Linked DNA regions of Homo sapiens: regions 2, 3, 4, 5, 6 and 7 are each linked to region 1. Evidence: chromatin contacts called from ENCODE Hi-C or POLR2A ChIA-PET data. All regions are on one chromosome and are shown on one strand. The core of a region is the stretch at or near the end of the contact, and the rest is flanking DNA. Distances in the headings are between cores, read along the strand shown.

What was found. A loop is a pair of places that touch in the nucleus more often than their neighbours do. ChIA-PET counts read pairs that join two places held with the same protein, here RNA polymerase II (POLR2A). Pooled maps may share reads with other maps.
Region 2: a map of B cell shows a loop between it and region 1 (16-fold over the local background). The contact joins the promoter of EXOSC7 here to the promoter of ANO10 in region 1. A Hi-C loop is called at or near these places in 3 of 168 maps with a recorded cell type or tissue (B cell, CD8-positive, alpha-beta T cell and naive thymus-derived CD4-positive, alpha-beta T cell) and 9 of 50 pooled maps.
Region 3: a map of naive thymus-derived CD4-positive, alpha-beta T cell shows a loop between it and region 1 (27-fold over the local background). The contact joins the promoter of TMEM42 here to the promoter of ANO10 in region 1. A Hi-C loop is called at or near these places in 2 of 168 maps with a recorded cell type or tissue (both naive thymus-derived CD4-positive, alpha-beta T cell), 1 of 37 single-sample maps with no recorded cell type and 11 of 50 pooled maps.
Region 4: a loop to region 1 is called in a pooled map, with 7 times the contacts of the local background. The contact joins the enhancer-like site here to the promoter of ANO10 in region 1. A Hi-C loop is called at or near these places in 1 of 168 maps with a recorded cell type or tissue (CD8-positive, alpha-beta T cell) and 7 of 50 pooled maps. POLR2A ChIA-PET finds 5 or more read pairs at or near these places in 1 of 52 experiments (GM10248).
Region 5: a map of CD4-positive, alpha-beta T cell shows a loop between it and region 1 (5-fold over the local background). The contact joins the promoter of VIPR1 here to the promoter of ANO10 in region 1. A Hi-C loop is called at or near these places in 2 of 168 maps with a recorded cell type or tissue (CD4-positive, alpha-beta T cell and CD8-positive, alpha-beta T cell) and 7 of 50 pooled maps.
Region 6: a loop to region 1 is called in a map of CD4-positive, alpha-beta T cell, with 13 times the contacts of the local background. The contact joins the promoter of ULK4 here to the promoter of ANO10 in region 1. A Hi-C loop is called at or near these places in 2 of 168 maps with a recorded cell type or tissue (CD4-positive, alpha-beta T cell and CD4-positive, alpha-beta memory T cell) and 11 of 50 pooled maps.
Region 7: a map of B cell shows a loop between it and region 1 (13-fold over the local background). The contact joins the promoter of KIAA1143 here to the promoter of ANO10 in region 1. A Hi-C loop is called at or near these places in 2 of 168 maps with a recorded cell type or tissue (B cell and CD4-positive, alpha-beta T cell), 1 of 37 single-sample maps with no recorded cell type and 10 of 50 pooled maps. POLR2A ChIA-PET finds 5 or more read pairs at or near these places in 1 of 52 experiments (PC-9).

Annotation. Positions count from the first base shown.
Region 1 is chr3:43,620,200-43,623,814 of GRCh38, reverse strand. ANO10 (anoctamin 10) reads left to right here and starts at 1,804. Exons shown (of 13, transcript NM_018075.5): 1 at 1,804-1,906. RefSeq lists enhancers at 230-882, 883-1,535 and a silencer at 1,591-2,090.
Region 2 is chr3:44,974,331-44,978,179 of GRCh38, reverse strand. EXOSC7 (exosome component 7) reads right to left here and starts at 1,936. Exons shown (of 8, transcript NM_015004.4): 1 at 1,846-1,936. The coding sequence starts at 1,902. ZDHHC3 (zDHHC palmitoyltransferase 3) reads left to right here and starts at 2,006. Exons shown (of 7, transcript NM_001135179.2): 1 at 2,006-2,247. RefSeq lists silencers at 1,970-2,039, 2,160-2,259 and an enhancer at 2,482-3,026.
Region 3 is chr3:44,860,315-44,864,405 of GRCh38, reverse strand. TMEM42 (transmembrane protein 42) reads right to left here and starts at 2,494. Exons shown (of 3, transcript NM_144638.3): 1 at 2,290-2,494; 2 at 63-209. The coding sequence starts at 2,481. MIR564 (microRNA 564) reads right to left here and starts at 2,518; the gene lies at 2,425-2,518. It also overlaps a transcript of KIF15 not described here. RefSeq lists silencers at 1,985-2,034, 2,365-2,414 and an enhancer at 2,445-3,034.
Region 4 is chr3:42,017,537-42,021,370 of GRCh38, reverse strand. It overlaps a transcript of TRAK1 not described here. Among named protein-coding and RNA genes, the nearest start is that of ULK4, 57 kb to the right of the region's middle. Within about 2 kb of position 2,015, at least 6 of the 41 ENCODE cell types and tissues checked have a DNase peak (open chromatin) inside an H3K27ac peak, as active enhancers do.
Region 5 is chr3:42,500,196-42,504,070 of GRCh38, reverse strand. It overlaps VIPR1 (vasoactive intestinal peptide receptor 1), which reads right to left and starts at 1,428. Exons shown (of 13, transcript NM_004624.4): 1 at 1,258-1,428. The coding sequence starts at 1,335. RefSeq lists silencers at 1,170-1,669, 1,730-1,829 and an enhancer at 2,357-2,930.
Region 6 is chr3:41,960,826-41,964,887 of GRCh38, reverse strand. It overlaps ULK4 (unc-51 like kinase 4), which reads left to right and starts at 2,785. Exons shown (of 37, transcript NM_017886.4): 1 at 2,785-2,872. RefSeq lists enhancers at 2,456-2,505, 2,656-2,815.
Region 7 is chr3:44,759,648-44,763,476 of GRCh38, reverse strand. It overlaps KIAA1143, which reads left to right and starts at 1,858. Exons shown (of 3, transcript NM_020696.4): 1 at 1,858-1,982. The coding sequence starts at 1,875. KIF15 (kinesin family member 15) reads right to left here and starts at 1,683. Exons shown (of 35, transcript NM_020242.3): 1 at 1,593-1,683. The coding sequence starts at 1,611. RefSeq lists enhancers at 1,633-1,912, 2,703-3,345.

The DNA of each region.
Region 1 (3,615 bases), core at 555-3,054:
AAAAGATAGCTGCACAAAAACTGGTTAATAATGTTGTGAGCTGCCATGATAGCATCGGAGGACTAGAAAGAATGACAAACTGCTCCTACCAAGTAACGAGTCTTCTGCTCCTTTCTTTTAGTTTCCCTGCCTCCTGCCTGGAACCTGGAAGACCCAGAGAAGGGTGGGGAGTAAAGAACAGACCAGCCTTCTCCGCACTGCAGTTTGTTGAGGCATTGATCTGGCCAAAGCTGGATGTATGGAGGCAGAAAGTGTTCATTCATTTTTTAAATTTTTCATTTCAGAATTATTGCTTGTCTGCTATGGACCTAACACTGTTCTAAACATTGGGGCTGGTAATCCTCCATTATCTGTGGGAGATACATTCCAAGATCCACAGTGGATGCTTGAAACTGAGGATAGTATAAAACTCTATGTATACTATGTTTTTTCCTACACATACATACATACTATGATAAAGTTTCATTTATAAATTAGGTACAGTAAGGGATTAACAACAATGAATAATAATAAAATAGAACAATTATAAAAATAGACTGTAATAAAAGGTGAATATGGTCTCTCTCTCTCTCTCCAAATATCTTATTGTTCTGGCCTCACCTATTTTCAGACTGTGGTAGACCCTGGGTAACTAAAAACACTTAAAGCCGGCAGGGCGCGGTGGCTCACGCCTGTAATCCCAGCACTTTGGGAAACCGAGGCAGGCGGATCACCTGAGGTCAGGAGTTCTAGACCAGCCTGGCCAACATAGTGAAACCCTGTCTCTACAAAAAATACAAAAATTAGCTGGGCATGATGGTGCGCGCCTGTAATCCCAGCTACTCAGGAGGCTGAGGCAGGAGAATCGCTTGAACCCGGGAGGCGGAGGTTGCAGTGAGCCGAGACTGCGCCACTGCACTCCAGCCTGGGTGACATTGCGAGGCTCTATCTCAAAACAACAACAACAAAAAGTCAAAAAGTGTGGTGGACAGAAGAAATAGGAGAGCAGGTAAGGAAATGGTGGGGTGAGGAGCAGATGAGAACAGGTATTAAGTAGGATGGTCAGAAAGGGCCTCAGGGAGAAAGTGAGAGCCCAGCAAACACTGAGGGAGGTGAGGAAGTGAGCCAAGCAGCCAACCGAGGGAAGAGCTTTCTGGGCAGAAGGAATGGCTGGGGCAGACTCTGAGCCTGGAGGTGGAAAGGTGTCTGGCGATTTCTAGGAGGAGCAAGGGTTTTGGGATTTGGCTGTGGTTGGATGTTAGGTTTTAATTATAAAAGGATCTGCGTTTTTCACAACTTGAAAGTGAGCTACAGTTAAAATGAGACTTGTTCTTATACCTGAAAGTGACCAGAAAATTAGGTTCTGGTCTTTAAGAGATGGAAGAGGGAAATGTGAAGGGGCGTATTCCTTTCCCCTGCCCCGACCGCTCGCGGTTGGAGAGCCCAGCCACATGCCGCCCCGGCTCGGAGTGACAGCCCAACCAGGCCTCTGCCTTCTCGGCCGCGCCTCTCCCGCTGCCGTCCGGATTTCGATGGGTGGTACAGTACGTTAGGCACGCCCCTCCCTTTCTCCCGGCCTGGTCTCCTGTTCCAGGCGACAGCCCAATGAGGGCTGCCTTTTTTTCTTCGGACCGGTTCCAGTCTAGGTTCTCGTCCACTACGATCGCCCAGTGAGGCCCCGCCCCTCCCACCGCAGTTCCGCCCCTCCCGGAGCTACCGCCCAGTGAGGCCCCGCCTCTCCCGCCGCGGCCCCGCCCCCCTGCGTGTGACCGCATCTAGGCCCCGCCGCGTCCGCCACGCCCAGCGCTCGGCGGCGCCCGCCCCACTGGCCTGGCCCGCCCCCCGCACCGAGCACTCTTTCGCCCGGCCTCCGGTTCTCGCCGGCTCTCGGACCCGCCTCCGAAGACGTGGAGCGCTGCGGCGGCTGGTGAGTCGGGGAGGGCACCTCGGACCCCCCAGCTGTCCGCAGCAGAGCCCGGCCCCTTGCAGCCACAGAGCCCCGGCCGCTGCAGGCTCCAGGAGCTCCGCCTGGTCGCCGCCCTGCGTTCCCGGGCCGCCTCCCGGTGCCAGCACCCCTGGGGATGGGAAGTGGGACCAGGATGGGCGCGGGGGCTGTGGGGGCAGGGACGAGTGAAGGTGTTGCGGGGAGCGGCGGTCGCAGGGGAGGGGAGAGGTTTGTGGAGGGGATTATGGGTCTGGGGCGAGGGTTTGAGTCCTGAGAGAAAGGCGGTGAGGCGGAAATTTGGGGCTGGTGAAGTCAGGATGGAGGATGTTGGGGGCCTCAGCGCTTTGGGGAAGGAGGCAGTGAGTGGGGTGGTCGGCGGAGCGGAGTGAAGGGTGGTTTTTAGAAGGGTCAGCTCGCGGGTCCCGGGGTTCTTGCTTCCCGGGCAGTCCGGGGATCAGGGCGGACTAGGCTGTCTCCAAGCAGGTTTGGCCGGAGCGGGCTTGCAGGATAATGCTCACATCGAGGTGACTGAGTTTCCAGGCTTTTGACTGGGACATACTGTACAGTTTAAATAATAGATACCTGTCTGGCTAGTGCCTGGGACACCTGAGAAACGTGGATGGAATGGGGTTCTCCCCTATAGGCAGCGTCTGATTTTGTGGGTGCCTTCACAGCACCAGCATTGGTGTGCGCTGCCTTCTGTAAAACCTTATATTCCAGCAGGACGGTGTATGGAGATCCCAGACTTAAAAAGTGCAGCTGAGGTTTATTCAGACTCAAGACACAGTTGTATCATATTGCCTTAAATCCTGCGGAGTTTAAATCTAATCCTGTGGGGTTTAAAGCGGTTAAATCCACTTTGTAGTGTCTACTTTTAATTTAAAGTCATACAAATCTAGAGGACTAGATGTTTTCTAAGGGCCCATTCTGCATGATAAACAGTTTAAAATTCGCTATGGAAAGTAAATCATCTGTTCTGAACAGCTGTTGCTGAAAGAATCGTAGAGTTGCAGATGAATGAAATTTGAAAGATCTAAAATAATGGAAGGGCATAGAAAAGTCTTGATAAATTGAAGTGTGTAAATGCACTTAAACCCACTGAAACTTTTTTCTTTTTGTTTTTTTTGAGACGGAGTCTTGCTCTGTCGCTCAGGCTGGAGTGCAGTGGCACAATGTCTGCTCACTGCAACCTCCGCCTCTCGGGTTCAAGCGATTCTCCCGAGTAGCTGGGATTATAGGCGCCTGCCACCATGCCCGGCTAATTTTTGTGTTTTTAGTAGAGATGGGGTTCCACCATGTTGGCCAGGCTGGTCTTGAACTCCTGACCTCAGGTAATCCTCCCACCTCGGCCTCCCAAAGTGCTGGGATTACAGACGTGAGCCACTGTGCTGGCCAACTTTTTTCATTGTAGACAACTTGGAAGACAGAGAAAATTATAAGGATGAAAATTAAAATCTGTAGTTTTGCCACATGTAATAACATTTTGATGCATTTCTTCCTAATTTTTGTATTTTTGTGTATATGAATGTACACAAAATTAGGGTAGTATTGTTACCTAATTGGGGTAATATTGTTATATTACTTCATACTTTTGCTTTTTCTTTCCACCTTACATTTTCTCACTTAGCATTTTTGTGGATCAAATTCTTCTTAAACATCTTTGAAAATGCTTGTATAATCATTCATCATGT
Region 2 (3,849 bases), core at 687-3,186, 1.4 Mb before region 1:
GCCCCTGGTATACTTTAACTTCAACCTCCACTAACTATACCACTTCCTTGGCATAGATCTTACATTACCTTTGTTTTTATTTTATTCACTTTTACTCTCTGTTTGTCTCCCTCCTATCTTTCATTTATTTCACAACCATGTTTTGGCATCCCTGCTGTTTCCCACATAACATGCCAGGAGCTAGATATATGTTGGTAAATAAAATTAACTAATGACCATGGTGGGACTCTGCTGCTGGATAGCTAATGAACTGCCGTGGGAATTAAGGGTGCTGGGGAGAAAGCTCTAACCTTGAGGTTACAGATATATCCATGCCTCAGTGCCACTTTCAGGGATGAAATGTTGAGAGAAAATAGGACACATGACAGAGTCACTACATCATGGTAAGCTCCGGTAACAAAGAAGACCAAAGGTTTTTAAATTTAGAGGAAAACGGTTATCCGTAATGTGTCCCTAAAAAAATACTTTGAGGATAAAAATCACCTGAACAAAGTGTATACAAAAATATAGCAGGGAAAGACATATCTAACTGCTTTTGGGCATTTTTATGCCCCCTCACACACAAATAACATACATGTTACCCTGTAATACACACATATGTCCCACTGTTGTTAATCCTGAATTATAACTAAAATATGCAACTGTGAGTTCTGACTTTATTATCCAGGCATAATATGCTAAATATTGGCATTTCTTCATATATAAAGGGCCCAGAAGATAACGGCAGGTCACGATTTTTAAATGGACATGTCCTTAACTCACGTTGTGGGACTTCAATGATAGCTGGCCGCTTCAATCCGATGGCTACATCACGGGACCACTGACTTTGCAGTTGGTACTGACAGAGGAAAGGCATGAGGAAAAGAGGTAGGAGCTGTCGCCAGAACTCTGCCAAGGATGGGATGAAGAACTCTGATAGGAGGACCACACCGTAGGTTAACAAGTGGAGACACAGCCGGAGGAGGATACAGGGTAGCTCGTTACCAGGTCCAACATTTTTCAACCCTCGTTCTGGAGTGGTCATAACCAGGGATTTAATATAGAACACAGAGGACATTAGGTTATAGCTGCCTAGGGATCTTAGTTCTTCATTGGCAAAATGGAAACAGCACTTAGGCTATCGGCTGCCTAGCCGCTTTTTTTTTGAGACTCGGCTCACTGCAACCTCCGCCTCCCGGGTTCAAGCGATTCTCCTGCCTCAGTCTCCCGAGTAGCTGGGACTACAGGCGTGCGCCACCACGCCCAGCTAAATTTTTTTGTATTTTTAGCAGAGACGGGGTTTCACCATGTTGGTCAGGACGGTCTCTTGACCTCGTGATCCGCCCGCCTCGGCCTCCCAAAGTGCTGGGATTACAGGCGTCCTAGCCGCTTTTTAAAAACCCTTCCCCCTTTATTTGTACGGCAATTTGTATTTTCAAAGTGCGTTCACCTCGCATGCGCCCTCCTAACCACGAGGTGAGGAAAAGCAGGCCAGAAGCCCACCTCCAAACTCCCATTTCCTCGAAGAGAAAACTGAGGCTCGGACAAGATCTGTGCGCGAACGCCGAATGGATGGCCCTGGGGCCGATGCTCTCTCACTAAGAAAAGGCCTCCGAGACTGCCCAAGCTTCCTGCCCGGGTTCGGAATCTTATAGACCCGCAAAACTGCAAATGCGCTAACAGTCCTAAAAACGTCCACGTTGCCAGCTCTGAATTGCAAACGCCGGCAGCAGAACCGTTTAATCACAAGGTAAACGGAGAGTCGCCGCAGCTCGGCTGCCTCCTCACTGGCAAACCCAGGGCAGGCCGCGACCCGCAGGGCCAGGCTGAACCCGGCGGCCGACCCAACGCCGCTGCTGTAGCTACCTGGACGCCATGCACGATGTACACCTTCTCCGCCTCGCTCAGCGTCACGGACGCCATGCTGCCGAGCTGCCCCACGAGCCGCACGTCATCTGCGCGCGTCCCCTCCTCTGGACCGCGCCCCCACGTCCCACCCCCCCCCGCCCCGCGTCAGCGCGTCATCAACCTGCGCGGCGGCCGCTCCTGCAGCCGCGGCCGCCGCCACTGCCGGGAGAGCTCGATGGGCTTCTCCTGCGCGCCGCCCGGTGTCTGGCCGAGTCCAGAGAGCCGCGGCGCCTCGTTCCGAGGAGCCATCGCCGAAGCCCGAGGCCGGGTCCCGGGTTGGGGACTGCAGGGGAAGGCAGCGGCGGCGGCGGCGGGAGCCCCACCGGGGTCTGGGACTGGGGAACTGCCTCCGGCTTCACGGTCAGTTGGGAAGGGAAACTGGGGTAGGGGTGAAGAAGCTGGGGTGAGGCGAGCCTCACGGGCCGGGGGACTCCCAGTGGGAGAGGCGTGCGGCGTAGTTGCTCAGAGCTGGAGTTGACTTAGGAGCGTGTGTGTGTGTGTGTGTGTGTGTGTGTGTGTGAGAGAGAGAGAGAGAGAGAGAGAGACCCCGACTAAGGAGGGGCGGACGTCGTGATTGGCCCGGGGGTGCTGTTTCCCTGCTCTTCTCCCCTCCATTTCTCTAGTCCCTAGGATGGCTGGAGAGGCGATGCAGCCCTCCCTAGGTAGTTCTTGGTGGGAAGGGTCCGGGAATGGGGGACACTAGTCCTAAGGCGTCCCCACCCCTCCACCCAGGAATATCTCTCGCTGGCTCGCTCACTCTCTGTGACCGAACGCTGTCCCATTACCTTGCTGGGACCTCTTGCCTCGGGTGCTTACCAGAGCGTTGTCCCACAGACGGGGGAGGAGGCGCTTGGTAACCGGCACTGGCGAGGTGCGCAGTGCCCGGACGTCCCCAACGCTTCCTAGCGGGAACTGGAAACCCCGGCTTGATGGAAGTGATTACTGGGAGCTGTGAGCAGTTGCCCGAAAAAAAGCCAACCCCAACCCCTTGCGATGGCCGAGTGGGAGTATGGGCATTGGATACCCGGAGAGGATATCTGCAAGGTGAAGCTGGGGTCACCAAAGGAACTCATTAAGGCGGGGCTGACAAAGTATGGTGCAAGTTTTAAAGGAGCCGTGTGGATAAATGGGAGAAAGTTAACCCAAATTAGTTGAAGCAAGGAGGGCAGGTTAAAGCAATTCTGATGACTTTCCTGATGTTCCATTTTTGAGGACCCTCAGCCAAAAAAAAAAAAAAATGGTATTTATCAGATAGTGGGTTCAAATACAGTTTCAGATAACTATTGGGAGCCTACTATAGATAGGCTTTGTGCTACCTTTAGAACACAAGACAAGTAAAACATACTATGCCCAGAGAAGTTCCCTGGGCAGATGAAGGCTCCAGGGCCAACATAACCACAGATCATGGTGGTTAGAGCTATGATGGTCGCATCAGTGGGCACAGTGGGATTGGGAGGTCGTCTGATAAGGTTATAGAGAGGAAGTGCTTGCTCACATTCTTAAGCATTAAACTGCTGAGCTCCAAAATTGATGATCAGTTCTTCGTAGACTGGACATTAGATGTTTCTTATGTCTCTACGTAATTCTCCACAGGGGCACCTAAAAGGAAGACAGCTTGCAGGGTTGGACTTTGCCTTCCAGGGAAACTGAAAGAGGTGAAGCCGGAAGGATTTCCTCCCTAATGAAGGCACAGGTGCCCCACCTGTTGTGGCACTTAGATGTGTTTGTGTGTGGTTGGACGGCTGGGTTTTATGTGAGGAGCTCTGTTGTGATAAGATAACATGAGATTGCTGATGTTATAAATGATATTTTCTAGATGTGCTAGAGATTGCTCAGAAAGGAGAGACCCTGGAAGTGGGATTTTAGAAGCTAGGATATCTGAGGAGACTGAGGATTTAAGAGGTGACAGCAAATGGACAGATCAGAAAGACACAGGAAGAAAAGCCTGAGTTCAGATACCAT
Region 3 (4,091 bases), core at 1,245-3,744, 1.2 Mb before region 1:
CAAAGACAACTCACCCAGAACCCAGATTTAGGACAAGAGCACCACACCCTCAGGCTACTCACCGAGCTGAGGATATTTGAAAAAGTCACTGTGACAGATGCAATGGCTGAAGACATGGAGAAACTGAGGCCCCGGCTAAAGAAGGTCCACATCAGAGAATTGGTGCTCGCCATCACAATAATGCCTAAGACGCATAAACCCATGCTCACCTGCAGGAGAAAGTGTCACTGCAGCCACGTCCACCCTGGGCAGCAACCTGCAGACCCCCTCAAAGCACACCCAGGACTGTGGTTGCTGGCACCCAGGCTCCTACTGAGCTCCCACTACAGCTCAGAGGGCCTCAGAGCTTTCCTGCACAGGGCTTCACTTAACCCTCAGTGGGCAGCAGACCCATCTTACAAATAAAGCAAATTCAGAGAAGATACTCATTTGGCCACCTTGCTGGCCATATGATCTTGGGAAGAAGCAAAATGCTAATCCAAAGCCAGTATTTTCTACTGAACACCGGCCCCTTATTGGTCCCACAATGACCAGTGCTTGAAGATCAGTCCCAGAGGGCCAAGTAGTTCTTACTCCGTAGGTAGTAAGCCTAGGGTAGAGTTCTTATTTCTTGAGATCAGGCAAAGCATGAATTAGCAATGTCTGCTCTGTATTCCCACCCCCAAATCCTATACAAGTTACAGCCCACTAAGGCTGACCCCCTCTGGGTATTCTTGAGCTTTTACTCTGTGTTAGGTCCTGGGCTGTGTTTAAGCATTCTCATTTATTCCTTAACTTCATTTTACAGATAAAGAGCCAGGGGCATTAAGTAACCTTCCTAAAGTGCTACAGCGGTGAGAGCCACCAGGCTTCACAAGCAGGCAGTGTACCTCCATGCTCTTAACTAGGGCACAGCCTTGCCTGAGGGAAACACCACCTCAGACTATTTAGTGATCCCAGACATCCCTTGGAGAACTTGCAGGTATTTTCTTTCTTTTTTTTTAAAGGAGAAAGTCTCAAGAGAAGAGAAGATCTTTAGAAGCCTCCTACACAAAGGATATGCAGTCCCCCTTGCTTGGTGGTGAGTTAGAAACCTGCCTGGAGACAAGGCGGCGGGGGGGGGGGGTGCGGAATCTAAATATACTTATTACTTGTAATGGTTTCTCAGCAGCTGAACACATAGTGTCTTGAGAAAAAGGTGCTTGCTTATAACTTACACCAGGGTGTTCAATTTTTTGGCTTCCCTGGGCCACACTGGAAGAACTGTCTTGGGTCACACATATAATACACTAACACTAATGATATATGATGAGCTAAAAAAAAAATAATAAATCGCAAAAAAATTCATGTTTTAAATTTGCAAATTTGCGTTGGGCCGCGAGTTGGACAACCTTGTCTTACACAAAGCAGCATATGGGCCAGTGGCAACCTGCTTAAAGGGTTATGAAGGTCTAGTTCCTGACAACAAACTTCACGGCCCATACAAAGTTATTCATTTTACTTTCGACCACTTACCCCATGAACTACACCCAATGGGATACTAACCTGAAGCATGGCAGCTACTACTGGATTAGCCCTAAATAGGCTTAACCCTAAATAATCAGTGACCACTGTCCAGGTCAGAGGCTAACCTTGGGCTGCAGACGCAATGAAACCCCTATAGCAAGCAGAGGCTGGTCTACGACGTGGGAGGGAGAGGCAGAGATACACCTTAGCAGACGCCAGGATGCAAGTTTAGGAGTTCTCAGCGTCAGGAAAACATCCAGAACGTCTCTGTCAGTATCCTCTTATGCCTACAGTATCCCAAACTCCCAATTTTCCTGGTAGTGGGGCAGACTGGTCATCTGGTCACAACACCCGTTAATTACGGAGTAAAGGGATGGGCAAGAGGCTTCTCACCTTAAGAGTCACGTGGAGAGAAATGCTCAGGCACAAGGGACTTAAAATGAGAGGTAGAGGGTGGATGTAGGAGGTGTAGTTCTTCCCCGAGAGCGAACTAGCCCAACCGGAGAAAAGGTTTTAGGTCCCTGGTAAGGGAAGAGGCCTCAGTCCCCGACGTCTCTTACCACCTACACTGGACGAGGGTTTGGCGTGATTAGAGGCGAAACACTCTCTGCCACCCCAGCTGACCGCAGCGCCGCCCGCGGCCCGGGGCCCCGGCGGGACAGACCGGCGAGGGTGCGGCGGCGCCCTGCGCCCACCCCCGCCCCACCCCAAGAGCCCCGCGGGCCCCGCAGCGCCCCTCCTCCGCCCAGCGGCGCCCCGCCCGCCCGCCCGCAGCAGCAGCACCAACAGCGCCCCGGGCTCGACCTCGCTGCCGAAGGCCAGCTTGGCGGAGGCGGCGGCCAGGGCCCCGAACGCGCCGGCGCACAGACAGTTGAATACGCCCCAAAAGCGGCGCCGCATCGCACCCGCCTGGAGGTGCGGAGGGAATTCCGCGGGGGTGTCAGGGTACGCGGTCGCGGACACGGCGCCGCCCGGAGGCCCCGGCCTCTCGGCCATGTTGCCTGCTGACACCGTGCCTGGCACCCGCTGCCCGCAGGGCAGAGCGCGCGCCGCGATTGGATGGCAGCCTCACGTGACGCGACGCTCCTGTGACGCCACGCTCCGGCAGGCCCCTTGGGAATCGCTCTCCGGCGCCTCGGAGGGGGCGGGCCAGGTGGCAGAGACCCTGGGCTGTGGCGGCCTCCGGCCTAACCTGTAGTAGGTTTGTGCTCTGGGGAGGACGTCGGGACCCGAGGCCTGAGGCCAAGCCGGGTACTGTGGACGCTGTGGTAGAAGGTAAACTTCTCGCGGCTTAGCCGTCTCCATCCCGGCCACCCGGCTCCCGGTGAAACTTATTAAAGATGCCTAACGGGCCCCGCGCCGGCCCACCGAGTCCATCCACGTCGACCAGGCTTCTCCGCTCCACCCTCCAGCCTGAGGACCGCCGGACCAAGAGATGCCTCGGCAGAGGGCGCTGGGGACCTCCAGACCCAGAAAGACGCCAGAGCCCCATATGGGGACAAGCGCATCACAGAAAACCGAAAAAATGAGGATCTGCGATGAGAGGAAGACAATGATCCATAATCAAGCCACGCAGAATCAACATGACTTCTAATCTCCTGTTATACTTACGTATGTTTAGAATGTTTCCGGCTGGGCGTGGTGGCTCATGCCTGTAATCCCAGCACTTTGGGAGGCCGAGGCGGGTGGATCACCTGAGGTCGGGAGTTCGAGACCAGCCTGACCAACATAGAGAAACCCCGTCTCTACTAAAAATACAAAATTAGCCGGGCGTGGTGGTGCATGCCTGTAATCCCAGCTACTCGGGAGGCCGAGGCAGGAGAAGCGCTTGAACCTGGGAGGTGAAGGTTGTGGTGAGCTGAGATCATGCCATTGCACTCCAGCCTGGCCAACAAGAGTGAACTCCGTCTCAAAAAATAAAAATAAAAATAAAATGTTCCCATTTAAAAAGTACACGTCCTTGAAAATAAAGTGTTGAAATGTATAAAGTGCTATTTCCACTCTCCAGGAAAATCAGTGTTAATAGAGCATTTTTCTATATGTCTATTTAGTTATATATAGTTAAAATGTTAAAAAAATTATAGAATATGTATATGCATTTTTTAAACAAAAATGATTTCACAGTTGAACATACTGTTTAGCAGCATTCTTTTTGTATCTTCTGTTTAGCAAGTTTTTATGGAAGTCCTTCCACACCATGCTGCTTCTCTCACAGGGTGGTTTTGTGGCTCAAATAAAAGCACGGATAAGGCCAGGCACGGTGGCTCACGCCTGTAATCCCAGCACTTTGGGAGGCCAAAGGTGGGTGGATTACGAGGTCAGGAGTTCAAGACCAGATTGGTCAAGATGGTGAAACTCCATCTCTACTAAAAATACAAAAAAAATTAGCTGGGTGTGGTGGCGGGCACCTGTATTCCCAGCTACTTGGGAAGCTGAGGCAGAGAATTGTTTGAACCCAGGAGGCAGAGGTTGCAGTGAGCCGAAATTGCACCACTGCCCTCCAGCCTGGGTGACAGAGTAAGGCTCTGTCTCAAAAAAAAACACGGATAATTTCAGTAACGCCAATATGGTACAAACTGTCCCATTTTGCAGATGAGGAAATTGAG
Region 4 (3,834 bases), core at 766-3,265, 1.6 Mb after region 1:
AGGTACATAAAGCAATTGTACAACTGTACAATTCCCATAGTATTCTGCATTTTATTTAAAATATATTCTAGATGCAAAGGTTGAAATGAAATGCTCACTGTCTAGGTGACACTCTTTTATTCTCTACTAAGAAAGCCAGTAAACCAATTGTCTCAGAAATTCTGCACCCAAATGTAATACTCGCAGACACAGCACCAGTGAGTCATACACATAACAAATTGCTCATTTTCCTCCTCCCCACCTTTCCTCTAAATCATTATAATGCTATTCCTGAATCATAGGTTTGGTTTTTTGTTTGTTTTGAGTTTTTAATTCTCCAGTATAAAGCTTGCCAATTCCAACTTCCGAACATGACAAGAATCTGTCCCTTTAGTTTAAGTAAACCTCCAATTTTCTTCCCAGGTTTGAAATTCTTCAGTGCAGGCAAGGCCCACACCTCTGGATCTCACACTAAGTAAAAAATGCCCCTTGATACTATAACTGTCTTACTAGATCTCTTAAGATATCAGATTACCAAACTCCCCAACTGGAAGTCCAACAGGCAAACCAAGTTTACTGTGGGAGCCCTGTATTCAGAAACACAAGATGTAGCATACTCTTTTACAGAGTTATCTTTTTTTCTTCTGGAAGTCTCATATACCAAATCCAGAGAAGAATGAACACTTGGAAAACTTAATTTTTACTAAAGCTGAACATATGTCTTATGACCCAATGATCCACTCCTGAGCATATACCCGATAGAAATGAGTACTTATACACTTAGTTCATAGCAGCTTTATCCATGATAGTCCCAACTGGAAAAAAAACAAATGTCCATCCACAGGTAAATGTATGAACAAATCATGATATAACCATAAAATGGAATACCATCCCACACTAAAAAGGAATGAAGCACTAGTACATGCAACAAATGGATGAACATTGCAGACAAAACATTGAGCAAAAGACCAGACACAAAAGTACACACTATATGACTCAATTTACATGAAGCCCAAAACAGGCACAATTATCCTATGGTAATAGAGGTCACAAGAGTGGTTATCTACAAGGAGTTACTGGCAGTACAAGTGGTATATGTAAGTAAAATTAATGGAGCTAAGATAATTAAAGGTTCAATGCGTAAGAAATTAAAGGTTCTAGTTAACTTGTCAACCTTAGATGGTAATGCAACATGATATAAAATATTTGTTCCACAGAACACAGTAGCAACCAAAAGTCAGGCAGAAACCGAGACAGCATTGTCCCTCTCGTGAGCATTGTCCTCTTCCCACTGCTGTTCTCCAGCCAGAACACGGCCACCTGGTTCCACCATGAATCTGGACCGTCAGTCCCTTTGGCATGAACAGCTGAGCTGTCTTCAGTCACTCTCTCCCTGATTTTCTCATCACACTGAGGACAATCAATTCTTCTGGAGGTCAAAGGAATTTGTCTTCCCCACTCTCCAAGAAATATTTCCCAATGGTCCTCAGACAAACATAAATTCAAGGGTAGTTTCTGCTCTCATTGTTTACCTGCTCCTAAAGGTCCAAATTCCTGACTCAATAATACAGCTGAAGCCAAACCACTTCTAACATTATAAGGAGACATTTTATCTTTGGTCACATCTCAAATCTCAAACTGGAAATTATTTGATAGAAACCCATAATAAAAGGAGGCAGCCTACACTAGAGGCTGTGTATCTAGAGTAGGTTGTATCATATATGTTCTACATTTTGCAAAACTTAAAAACTGAGAGCTTACAGAATGTTAGCATAAAAAAAATCCAGACCCACAGCACACGTTGTTTATGTTAAAGAACTGCCTGGCCAGGTACAGTGGCTCATGCTTGTAATCCCAGTACTTCGGGAGGCCAAGGCAGAAGGATCGCTTGAAGCTAAGGCAGCCTGGGCAACATAGCAAGACCTCACCTCTACAAAAAAATTTAAAAAAGAAAAGAAAATTAGCCAAGTGTGGCAGCACGCATGCTACTCAGGAAGCCAAAGCGGGAAGATGGCTTGAGTCCAGGAGTTCAAGGTTACAGTGAGCTATGATCAGGCCACTGCACTTCAGCCCAGGCAACAGAGATTCTATCTCTAAAAAAAGCACTTTTTTATTGTACCAAAACAACCAGAGGAACTGATGGACAACTTCTAAAATCCCGTGGTTCTGTATATGCATAAATGCTTTATCTCTGTAATCCTGGAGAGAGACAAAAAAAAGTGAGATCCTATATCCCTATTCTAATTAATATGCTTTTTTTTTCTTTTTCTTTTTCTTTTTTAATACTCTGTTGCCAGGCTGGAGTGCAGTAGTGCGATCTTGGCTCAATGCAACCTCCACTTCCCGGGTTCAAGCCATTCTCCTTCCTCAGCCTCCCGAGTAGCTGGGATTACAGGCGTCCACCAGCACGCCCAGCTAATTTTTGTATTTTTAATAGAGACGGGGTTTCACCATGTTGGCCAGGATGGTCTCGATCTCATGACCTCGCAATCCACCTGCCTCCACCTCCCAAAGTGCTGGGATTATAGGCGTAAGCCACCACACTCAGCCATTAATATGCATTTTAAGTGACATAAATCAACCTGCATCTATGTAACGGAAGATAGGATTTGCTAATAGTTCATCTGTATCAACATAAATTAGTAGACGGTGACATCTTTTAATCAACATAATCATGTTATCTAGTAACTAATTCTAGTCATTAAGGAGGAATGCAATAAGTGCTCTGAATAGTATGCTAAAGAGATACTTTTCGAAAATGTCAAGCCACTTAGTCCACATGTTCACAGTTATTTTCTCCTACTTCTTAAAAGAAAAAAAAGATTTTTAAAGTCACCTGAGTACCCACAGCATGGTCTTATTTAACATTCAAATGTGGATAATTTATACTGTGATGGAGCATCCTTGTCGGATGTTAGTACAAAATCCACTTCCTCTGGATAGACTATCCTCTCCTGTTGAATGTCCTGGAACTAGAGGAGACCCTAGAAATAATCCAGCTCCACGATTCCCAAACTGGGGTACATGTGCTTATGCTGGGGATTCCCCAGAACCTCAGGGAAAACAAGGTACATTTTCCTTAAGAGCACTTTTTGACTCAGACAGCAATATTTTTTTTTTTTTTTAGATGGGGTCTCGCTCTGTCACCTAGGCTAGAGTACAATGGTGCAATAATGGCTCACTGCAGCCTCAATCTCTTGGGCTCAAGAGATTCTCCCACCTCAGCCTCCCTAGTAGCTGGAACTACAGGTGCACATCACCACACCTGACTAATTTTTCTTTTGTCTTTTTTTTTTTTTTTTTTGTAACAATGAGGTCTCACTATGTTGCCCAGGCTGGTCTCGAACTCCTGGGCTCAAGTGATCCTCCCACCTCAGCATTCTAGGAAGGGCTATTCCCAGCTTCACCTGTTACATAGCAAGAACCTGTCTCTATTTAAGAAAAAAAAAGTGTTTAAGGAAGTCCAAACAGGCTGCCTACAGGCACACTGCCTATGAGTTAGCCCTGCTCTGCAAGGAACAGCACTGTAAAATAAAAATAATAAATTTTGAAAACAAAAAAATTAAGTCCAAACAAGGATTTCAAGAGCTCCCCTCCCACCCCATTCCACCCTGTTTCACCTCAGGTGCACTATTAACAATAATAATTAAATAAATTTCTCACTATAATGAATCATACTACACAGCCTTTCATAAAATGCCTATCATAGCCTTTAAGCAGCTCAACATCATTGGTATTCTGTGTAACTCAGGAGACATCCAGTTTTACACATATGCAATTATTTACTGTCTCTTCACTAAAATTTGCACTTTTCAACACTGCAAGTGGCCTCCACTTAGATACATCTAAGAAGAC
Region 5 (3,875 bases), core at 179-2,678, 1.1 Mb after region 1:
GTGGGTCTCATGGCTGTCATGGGTGGAGGTGAGGCTCCTGCCAATTGTCAGAGGTCCGCTCCTAGGACAGGCAATGAGCTTCCCATTCCCAGGGTGCTCAAGACATCCGCTAGATGGAAACACAGAGATACCTGCTCTGGTGGAGGTGATGGTAAGGGAAGTGACCATGGGAGAGAATGAACTAGATAATCAAGATTCCTCACCCTCCCCCAGCCAACTTGGAGTGGGCATTTAAGGCCCTGCCTAAGCAGCAACTCTAGATTACTCAAAGTCTGGGGTAGGGAGAAAATCAACCTTTGTCTAGGTCTAACTGGTGGGAGACAGATGTGGCTCTTGTGTCTCTGGACCTCGCTTTGCCCATCTGTAAAATGGGCTTCAGTAGACTCAATGAGTGCTGAGGTCTCCCCTGTTCTAGAGTGAGATGATCCATGCATCTCCTGCCTCAATCAGCATCTGCCTCCCAGCCCAGGTAAGCCATCCACAGGAACACATATCACACCCACACATGGGGCACACGAGTACACATGTATCAAGGGCATACACATACCCACGTTGAGAGGAAGCAGAAGTGGGAGGAAGAGGGAGGCCACTGCTTGTTGGCATTGGCTCCCTGCTCAGCTCTCTCCATGTACAGGCCTGGCCCCTCCTGTTAACCACCACCCTTAGCCCCTCACTGCCCACCAGCTTCCACCTTGGGGTCTGGTACCTTTTTGCTTTGCTCAGTGGGAGGGCACACGGAGGGATGTGCCTGTCACTCACCTGATCCCAAGAACCCCTTCTCAAGTCCTGGGGCCCCCAGCACTGGTTCTGATGCTGACAGCCCACAGGCACCTCCAGACGGTCACAGCACACAAGAACGGCCCCTCACATCCTCCCTCTCACCTACGGTGTACCAAACCTTCCATCTCAATCGGCCGCAGTACCTGACTCTGCACCCACTGGCCGCCCCACCCCGCTGCGCACCCACAACCACGACAAGGAAGGCAAGTCTGGGGCCCACTCTTCCCCGCTGCCCCTCCACTGATGCTGTGCCTGCTCCGGGCTGCGCTGGGAGGGACTGGGCACGACCAATATCCCAGCCCTCGCGTCTAGGTTCGGTCTGGAGCGGTGGGAGGAGGCGAGTCGAGATGCTTGATGTCCCCTATTCCTCTTACACAGACACGCGCACAGACGGCCCGGCTCCCGCCATCCCCCACCTCCCCCGCCCTCCGCAACCCCCAGGCTGCCGGGACTCTGGGCGGCCGGGCGAACACTCACCGCCGGCCCAAGGGCCCAGGCGAGGGCGCCTGCCAGCACGCATAGCCAGCGGGCGGGCAGCGGACTTGGCGGGCGCATGGTCTGCCCTGAGCCCGCGGCGGGCGGCCCCGCGCGGGCAAAGAGCTGGCGGGCGGCGCACCAGGCGGGCGATGGCCGGGAGCCTGGCAGAGTGGCGCTGGCGCTGTGGCCCCAGAGCTAAGAGGCGCAGCTCAGGGCTGGGGGCGGGCCCCGGGGGCTCGTCTGACGGGCGGCGGATCTAGCCAATGGATGGGTGGAGGCGGGGCCGCCGCGCAGGTATGGGGCGGGGCTGGGGAGCCCCTGCCAGTGAGGAAGCTCTGCTCTCTCTTTGCCAATCCCACACCTTGGTCTTCCGTCGTGAGACATTTATAGGCCTTCGCCCCTCCGGGCTCATCACCCGGGAATCTCGAGACCCGAACACATTCCATCCTTCCATGCTTAGCTCACGACCTTCGCAAGCTCCCACCTCTGTATCCACCCTCAGCCCCATCCCAGGGCGCTCCTCATGTCTACCCTCGGAGCCACCTCCTCCAGGAGGCCTCCCCGCCAGCCTCCCCATTTCCCACCTGTGCGTCTCCGAGGGTTCGTGCGCGCAAATCCGATTACGAGACAGGAAGTGCCACTTATCTTCCCAGGCTGCGAGCTGGGGCCCAGCAAGTGTCCAGGCGCTGACAGAGATCGGGTTGTTTGATCAATTTTCAACAACCCCAATTCATCCTTCGCGCCGAAGAAGCCAGGCGAGAGGAAGCGAGGGCTCGAAAGAGGCCCGACTCTGGGTTCCTTGGTGTTCCCTGCTCCCGGGTGACCTGGTGGGGCGCGCTCAGCACCTGTTGGGTGCCCTGGCCCTTCAAGCCTCGGGAGACCTGCTCCAGGGAGGATGAGGTGTCCGCACCCTCGCGGGTCTCGTCCAGGGCACCTCCCCAGGGAGGCTGGGCTGAAGTGCCAGCGCCCTCGCGTGGGGAGCGAGGTCTGCTCCCAGCCCGCAGGCCGACTCCGCAGCTGACCTAAAACGATCCACAGACGTCGTCCTCCTCCTGCATTCCCTATTTTACAGCTGGGGATACTGGGGTCCAGAGAGGGGCCAGGACCCTGGCCGCCTGCCTTTGGTGCTGAGCTTCCAAGGGGCGGCTGCTCGGCCGCTGGGTGACACCGGGTCAGCCCCTTTTCTCGTTTATTCGTCCCTGGCATGGGGAGCGGGGTCACCAGCTCTGCGCCCTGGGAGCGCGTCTTCTTGTGGACCAAGCGCAGGTGGCTGCTAGCCCTCTTTCTACGGGCTCGAGCCTGCACAATCGAGGCTGGAGATGTGGTCGCGGCGGCAGGATAGAGTGGCTGGCGGAGCCGTGTGACAGAAGGAGAGGCGGAGTTCAGTGGAGAGGCGGAGAGGGCAGCGGGTCCCAGAGCCCTGAGCAGAATGTGCGGCTACCTGAAGGAGGTCCCGCGCTAGGCTTTGGCTGAACAGCAGGCGCGCAGGAGCTCCCTGAGGACCCACCAGGGCTTCCCTCCCTACAGAGAGGGAACGTTGGGATGCTGCCATGGGGTGGGCTTGAGGGGAGTGGGGGAAAGCCGGGAAGGGATGAGTGCCCTGGCCCTTTCTTCAGGGCGTACTTACACTTTCTTTCCACTCTCTCTTCTTTCTCTTCTTTCTTCCTCCCTTCCAGCATTCCATCCCCTGCACTTGCTCTTTTTCCCTTTCCTCCCTCTCCTCCTTCCCTTCATTAAAGGGAACCTCGCCACCATGGAGCCCCTCCCTCCTTTCTTCCATGCACATTTATTAATCTCTTTCTGTGTGCCAGGCCCTGTGCTGTGCACTGGGGGCACAGAGGTGGATGGGCAGCATCCCCTTGCCATGAGGGGAACTTGGGGAGCTACTGTACTCCCTGCAATTTCTACCTCCTTCCCGATATAATCAGTGAGGCTGGACACAGGCCTTTCCTTAGATTTGGGAGCTGTGGAGATGCCTCTGTCCTAGCCTTTCTTGGGTTTGTACTCGATCTCCCAATGGCGGGAGTGTTTGAATCATCCTCAGCCATCTCCTCAGCTATCCACACCCCTGACGGCTGCTGTTAGCTCAGAAATCAGGGGTCTTTGTCTCTCCTTATGACCCTGTGTACCCCGTCTCGGGTCTCAGTTCCCTGGCAGGACAGTGGAATTGTGTCTTTTTCCTGGGAAGTTACTTGTGCTGGCATGGTGTCCTAGGAGCCCTAGATGTGAAGAGCAAACCTGTGGGTTTGGGGTGTCATGAATCCTCAGCCCTCACTCCTCAACACATACATACACACACAGCACCTAGCCAGCTGCAGGATGCTGAAATCCTATCATTAATGTGTCATGCCCCCAGGGTTGTTGAAGTTCTCCTGCTCTCCTGGAGGACAAGGTTCTTGGACACTTGAGGGTATATGATGGGTGTGAGGATTGGAGAGGCAGACCTCACTTTGCCATGTGACCCACCAGTGAATGGCTGGTGGGCAGGGTGGGGAGGGAGGGAGAGGGACTGGCTACCAGTGGGGATGGGTTGCCTTCCCCTGGCTCTGGAGGGGGGCCCACACTACCCTTCCTCTCCTCTGTTGGAGGGCTGGATGGCCAGGTTGGAGGCAGTGAGT
Region 6 (4,062 bases), core at 1,536-4,035, 1.7 Mb after region 1:
AGTTCTTATAGGTTTTGGGATAGGCGGTGGAGTCAGGAACAATGTTTTGCGGGCAGAGGATGGATCTCACAAAGTACATTTTCAAGGGTGGGGAGAATTACAAAGAACCTTCTTAAGGGTGGGGGAGATTACAAAGTAAATTGATCAGGTAGGGTGGGGCAGAAACAAATCACAATGGTGGAATGTCATCAGTTAAGGCTATTTTCACATCTTTTGTGGATCTTCAGTTGCTTCATGCCATCTGGATGTATACGTGCAGGTCACAGGGGATATGATGGCTTAGCTTAGGCTCAGAGGCCTGACAGCTAAGGTGACTGAGCTGCAGCTCGGTTTTACATGTTTTACGGAGAAATAAGACATCAATCAATACATGACATAAGGTATTGGTTGGGTCAGGAAAGGTGGGACAACTCGAAGCTGGAAAGAGCTTCTACATCATAGGGTGGATTTAATAGGTGATTGGTGTTATGCCACGACTACGCCAATTGTCAGGTTCCAGCCCCCAGCTGAGGTCCAAGGGGAGTGGGTGGATGGGCGAATAACTGAAAGAACACAAGGAGGGTTGGGGGCGTGTAGGCAAGTGAAATGTAGTTTTATTCAGCGGCTGTGTCATCAGCAGCTTAATCACACTAGCTCTCTCACACTGTCCACCTTTATCTCGGCTGTCTGTTCTGGCTCTGTGGCTCCTGTTGCCCCCATGCCTGCAGCTGCACACCCTGGCCTGCAAAGCCAGCTCTGTCAGGGTCAGCAGCTTAACTCTCCCTCTGGGCACAAGCTGGTTCCTGGCTCGGCTCCCCTCTGCCCACCTTAAGGGCAACCGCTCTCCCTTAGAGGGGTTAGTAGCATTACTCTGGGCACCAGTGCACGAACCGGGTCGTGTCGTGCTGAACTCAGACCTGGGCACAGTGTCAGCAGGGCAGTTATACCTTCTACAGACAATAGTGGCTCAGATCCAAGTATGAACTTACATAAACGGGTTACATAACAAGTGGAATATGCGCCTGTGTCCTAAACTCGCTGAGCCACTCTGGCCCGGATGTCCACCTTGGCCTATTCCTTGACCAAAGCACATCCATATACCCTACAATTGGCAATTGGTTAAAAGAGTTATTATATAAAGACCTGGAGCCAATAGAAGGCAGTGTCTGGGTTGAGATAAGAGGTTGCAGAGACCAGGGTTCTTGTTCTGCAGATGAAGCCTCTATGTAGCAGGTTTCAGAGAGAATAGATTGTAAATGTTTCTTATCAGACTTAAAACAGGTGTCAGGTTCTCAGTTAATTCTCTCCAGCATCAGGGAAAAGACCTGGAAAGACAAGGGGATTCTTTACAGAATGTAGATTCCCCCCAGAAGAGATAGCTCTGCAAGGCCATTTCAAAATATGTCAAATAAATATATTTGGCCAGGCACGGTGGCTCACACCTGTAATCCCAGCACTTTGGGAGGCCAAGGCGGGTGGATCACCTGAGGTCAGGAGTTCAAGATGAGCTTGGCCAACACAGTGAAACCCTGTCTCTACTAAAAATACAAAAATTAGCTGGTGTGGTGGCACACGCCTGTAATCCCAGCTACTTGGGAGGCTGAGGCAGGAGAATCACTTGAACCCAGGAGGTGGAGGTTGCAGTGAGCCGAGATTGCGCCACTGCCCTCTAGTCTGTGTGATGCAGCGAGACTGTCTCAAAAAAAATATATATATATATACGTATATGAGTATATATGTATACATAAGAGTATATGTGTGTGTGTGTTTGTCTATGTGTGTGTATATATATATCAGGATAAAATACTTCAATGTCTTTTGGGGCCTGCTGCCATGTTGGTATCTTATTGCTGCAAAAAAGTCTGTTTTGTCAGTCTTAAGGTCTCTGTTTAATGTTAACGCTGGTCAGCTGTGCCTGTATTCCAACGGGAGGAGGGTATAATGAGGCCTGTCCCACCCCATCTTCCCATCATTGCCTGAGCTAGTTCTTCAGGTTAACTTTGGCGTGCCTTTGGCCCAGAGGAGGGATCCACTCAGTTGGTAGGGGGGCTTGGAACTTTTATTTTTAGTTTACACAATCAACTTGAGATCAGAGTGTCTCATCTGTTTCCTCCATCTCCAAAAAGGAAGGTAATTCACAGCCTTCTCTTTTCTAAATGGTGAGGACCCCGGGGCCCCTGCTTCTGAGGCGTTGGTTATCCAGACTATGCCACCATGTCTACCTGAGCTCCCAGAAGAAGCCAGAAAGAAAAGAATGGAAGGAAACAGAAGGACAGTGGGAACGGGAAGAGAAGAAATGACGAGGTCTCAGTTCTCCACACTCTAGCCTCAGCACCCACTTAAGATTGAAGAGTAGTCCCTCACGGGCTCCCACTTCGGACTCTGGCCAATAGGAACTGAGACTCTTAACCAATCAGCGCTTTGCGTTTTTCCAGCGTTCTGCGTGCTGCCATGGAGATGGAATGAGCAAATCCAAACATAGAGGGATGGTGGGCCGACCACTATGACTGTTACTCCAGCACTTCCCGCCCCAGTCTCTGGCCTGTGGGCTCGTCCAAAGGCAGGGCGTGATGCCCTTTGGGTGGAGGGAGGGGCCCTCGTGGTCTCTCACTTCCGGGCCCCAGCCAACAGGAACGGAAACTGCACAGCCAGTCGGCTTCCTGAGCTTCTTCCGGCGTTCTGTGTGCTGCCGTGGAAACCGTATGGACGAATCCAAACCTGGAGGGGCGTCGCCTCCGTAAGGCTGGTCGGCTTCTTCCGCGCGTTCCGCTTTGCTTCACTGCTTTCTCCCCCATTCTTGGGCCTGTGGACCTGTCCTGAGGCAGAGGCCGAGATGCGCGCAACCGCGGGAGCAGCCAAGTGGACTGGACTCTTTTCTTGACTTAGCTACCAGGTGCGTGGCAGTGGCGGTTTTAGTAGCTACGAGTCTGAGTTCGTGTCTGCCTAAGCGGTCGCGGAAGAGCGCGCAGGCCTGCCGGGGCGGGTGGGTGGTGGCGCCTGGCCGCCCTCTCTCCTTCTGCCAGTGGACCCCGTACCCCCTGCGCTCCCCTGCTTTGCGCTCGTGTTAAAAAAGCCGCCCGTTTTTATCCGGGCGTTAGTTAAGGGCACACGGGACGCCTCTTCTAGGACCTGGGTGCAGCGGGGAGAGAGAGTGCTTGTGTGTTTCGGCTTGGGAGATGTGCTTTATGGACGCCATCTCTTAACTTCCCAGAGCGGACCGCGTCTTCACCGCCCTGCAGCGCTTCCTAGGCTCCCAGCCGGTCTCGCGGACTGATGCCTACGGACGTAGCGAGGCCGCGAAAGCCGCCGATTCGCCCGCCGCGAGTTGCCTGGGGAGCGGGGGGGGGGGGGGGGGGGGTGAGTGACTACGTAGCGCCCCTGAGTCTGTGATAATTGAGTCTGTGAAGTGCGGCGAGGAGGAGCACCTATGGAGTGCTTAGTGTGGCGCGCGCCATCGGTTACATCTCGGGGTTGATTTGGCTGGCATTTCGCAGACTTGAGCGCATCCCAGTCACCCCAGGGCGTGTAGTAACACAGAAGGCCAGGCCCTACCGCCGTAGTGTATGATTCCGTAAATTTGGGGCAGGGCCGATAACTTTTTCTTTTGTATTAAGTCCCAGGTGATGCTCATGCTTCTGGTGCGGGAGTCATGATTGTGCTGAAAGTGGGCACCTGTGCGCTCTTATCACCTGTTCGCTCTCAGCGTTCCTTGAATGTAGGACCTGCCCCCGACTCTTAAATGCCTCATTTGCACCTGTATGTGATTTGCTCTGCCTTCTGGCTTCTTAGATGCTTCTTAGGTGAACTTGTGAATTAAGAGAGACTTCCTTAGGAGCACTATAGGTTAAGAGACTAAACTGTGGTTTCTGGGAAAGCACACTCGAGTGAGAAAACCATGAAGAAACCTAAGGAAGTGATGACTACGAAAGTCAGGGGGTGGTTAACTTTTGGGGATCAGGAGGGGTGGTGATTGAGACAGGCTCACAGAGGGGCTGCTTGTGTGGCTGGCAAAGTCCTATTTCCTGACTTTGGGTGGTGATTAGAAGGGTGTCCCTCTTTAGTAATTCATTAAACTATGTATTC
Region 7 (3,829 bases), core at 609-3,108, 1.1 Mb before region 1:
TAAAAAAATTAGCTGGGCATGGTGGCGCGTGCCTGTAATCCCAGCTACTTGGGAGACTCAGGCAGGAGAATCTCTTGAACCCGGGAGGCGGAGGTTGCAGTGAGCCAATATCGCACCACTGCACTCCAGCCCGGCAATAGAGCAAGACTCTGTCTCAAAAATAAAAAAGAGAGAGAGAGATAGCCTTCGGGGCACAAAGTAAAAGTTGCAAAGACCACTGCACGGGCTCTCTTCTCCCATGTGTTCCCACTTCATGCTCCAGGCCTCTGGGCTGCTGGGAATGCAAGAAGCACTTTAACTGGGAAGTCATCAACCTCAATTTTGCCAACAAACTTAAAGGAGTGGAAAAGTTCCCCATGGCATCACCACCATCATAAAGGAGAGTGCTCCCACCACTTTAGAAAGGTTCTCAAATTTGGTTTTCAGACAAGAGCCCTCAGTCACATACATATATCTCATTAAATAAGCAGATGTTTTACTTATTTAACAGGCATCAAATTTTTTGCTTGAGTCCAGATTTAGTGACTGATCCATAAAGTGGAAACAAAGAACAAACAGTATGATTGTTCAGAAAGCAGGATGAACATTTCTCTCCAATAAGGTACCATTTTGTGAGCTCATAGTCCTTGAATACTGAAAATGATGAAAGGAAAAGGAATATTTTATATGCAAAAAGGTAGCATAAGGAGGTGTTCCGATTAGGTGTGATCGACCTAAAAGATTAATGAAACAACAAACCCATCAAAAACGACTACAATTGACAGAAAGCTAGAAACATTAACGGCGTTGGAAAGCTCAAATGACAGAAGTTCACAAATTCTTAATCATCTAATCCAGGCCTCTCCTCATTACCATTCAGACCACTCACAAAGATCCCATTAAATCAGCTCATAATCAGGTTTACAAAAATAAGACTCCTTAAGAGATGTGGCAATGTGAGAAGTGGAGCACGTACACAGGCACAGCAAATGACTACGTTAGTGAAAACTGTAGGGTTTATCATAAGCAAAATGACAGTGCTCTCCTCCGTGAAAAAGAGAAAGAAATCGGACGGGTCTCCTTTAAGTGAAAATAGAGACTGTGAGAACATAAAGACATTGCTGACATCTGTGTTTTAACATTCCATTTATTTAAGGAAAGAGGAGAAAGAAATGTTTGGAATATAAATAAACCCTTCCCTATAGGAAGGTCAGAAATGTAGAAATACGCAGAAGCTGGTGGGAGCAAAAGCCGATCCTGAGACAAGGATATCTAGAGAGGTAGCCCTGGTCGGGATGTGGGAAGAGGCCTGCGAAGAAACAGCAGAACCAAGGGAAAGAAAGGGAAGAACGTCAGGTCCACTGCTCATCCCGAGCGCCTAGAACTGCGCCAGACTCCTGGCATGCGCACAGGACACTGAAGGAAGGGATGAGCTTTTCGGCTAGCGTATTGTCTTTGAGCGACAGAGCGGGATTCCCAAACGTCCCCGCCGGTCACTCAGCTCCTGCAGTTCATGCCTAGCAAGAACCTTGCGGGCGGTCCGAGGCTGCCATCCTTTCACAGCTGTATTTGGGGGCAAAAATAGGGTAACGAAGCCGGGGGCCCAGACTTACTTTTGCAGCCGGGTGCCATAGCGCCCTCACCCCTCGATCCCGAAAACAATGCAGCCGGTGCCTCCACCTCCCGACTGCACCGCGCGCGACTGAATTCCGCCCGCTCAAGATGGCCGCAAATTTGAATTTGGCGCTTGGATCGGACGTTGACGCCCGCATGGAGGCCGCCATGTTGCCCGGCCTACGCATCGGGGGCGTGGCCCAGTGACGTCACAGCTAAGCGCCTCTGTATCGTCGCGAATCCGTCGCGGAACCTGTCTTCTGTCTTTACCCAGAGCTACCATGAGCAAGCGGAACCAGGTATCGTACGTGCGGCCAGCCGAGCCGGCGTTTCTGGCCCGCTTCAAGGAACGGGTCGGCTACAGGGAGGGACCCACCGTAGAGACTAAGGTGAGCCTTCGCCAGTCGTGTTTCTTCGGAAGCGCAGCCAGCCCGCCACTTTCAACTTTTGCCTCTACTTGGAGGGTGGGTGCTGTCGGGTCCCTCTTTTCACCCGCGCTCGAACCCAATTCCGGTGGAACTCGGACCCCCAGGCTGGTTCTTTTCAAGCGACCACAGCCCCCTACGCCCAGGAAGCTCTGTAGTTTTCAGAGCGCTGCTGTGTTCCTGAAAATGAACTGACGTGTAAACCACCTGGTCCTTGGTAGATGGTAAAGAAAGATCACTTTATTGTCTCTTCTTTCTCACTTGTTTACCTCAAAAGCTGTGAGTTCGCAGGGTGAGTTAGAGTTACAGCGTCGTCCCGTATTCCAGATAAGGACACAGGCCACTCGATCAAATGACCCCCGCCCCAACCATGTCCTAGGACTCGAGTCTGGAACGTCTTCGGAGGAATGTCCTGAATCTGTTTCTATGCTTTGTTAATTAAAAATAAATAAAAATAATATAGAGAAGGTCGGGCACAGTGGCTCACGCCTGTAATCCCAGTACTTTGGGAGGCCTAGGTGGGCGGATCACCTGAGGTCAGGAGTTCGAGACCAGCAGAGCCAATAGCCAATATGGTGAAACCCCCCGTCTCTGCTAAAAATACAAAAATTAGCCGGGCATGGTGGCACATGCCTGTAGTCCCAGCTACTCCGGAGGCTGAGACAGAATCGCTCGAACCCGGGAGGTGGACGTTGCAGTGAGTTGAGATGGCGCAGCTGCACTCCAGCCTGGACAACAGAGCGAGACTCCGTCTCAAAAAAAAAAAAAAAAAGCCGGGCCTGGTGGCTCACGCCTGTAATCCCAGCGCTCTGGGAGGCTGAGGCGGCAGATCACGAGGTCAGGAGATCGAGACCATCCTGGCTAAAACAGTGAAACCGCGTCTCTACTAAAAATACAAAAAATTAGCCAGGCATGGTGGCGGGCGCCTGTAGTCCCAGCTACTCGGGAGGCTGAGGCAGGAGAATGGCGTGAACCCAGGAGGAGGAGCTTGCAGTGAGCCGAGATCGCGCCACTGCACTCCAGACTGGGCGACAGAGCGAGACTCCGTCTCAAAAAAAAGAAAAAAAAGAAGAGTAAGCAGAAGCCGTAAATATCCTGGGTCTAAATAGAAGAAGAGGAGCTTCAGGAAAGAGCCACACCTGACTATTGTTGTCTAGGGCCGGAGGGATCAGTATTGAACACATGAATGACAAGAAAGCAAAACAGCTACATTGCTGATACAGAGAAAGTTTTAGTGGTCTGGATAGAAGAGCAAACCAGCCACAACATTCCCTTTAACCAAAGCCTAATCTAGAGCAAGGCCCTAACTCTTAAATCCTGTGAAGTCTGAGACATGTGAGAAAGCTGCAGAAGAAAAGTGTGAAGCTAACAGAGGTTGGTTCATGAGGTTTAAGGAAAGAAGCCATCTCCATAACATAAAAGTATGAGATGAAGAAGCAAATTATTCAGATCTAGCTAAGATAGTTGATGAAGGTGGCTACACTAAACAGGTTTTCAATGTAGATGAAACAGCCTTCTATTGGAAGAAGATGCCATCTAGGACTTTTTTTTTTTTTTTTTTTTTGAGATAGGGTCTCACTCTGTCGCCCAGGCTAGAGTGCAGTGGTGCAATCACAGCTCACTGCAGCCTTGACCTCCTGGGCTCAAGTGATCCTCCTGCCTCAGCCTCTCAAGCAGCTGGGACTACAGGCATGAACTAACGCATCTGGCTAATTTTTGTATTTTTTTGTAGAGACAGGATTCCACTGTGTTGCCAAGGCTGGTCTCAAACTCCTGGACTCAAGCAATCCTCCCACTTTAGCCTCTCAAAG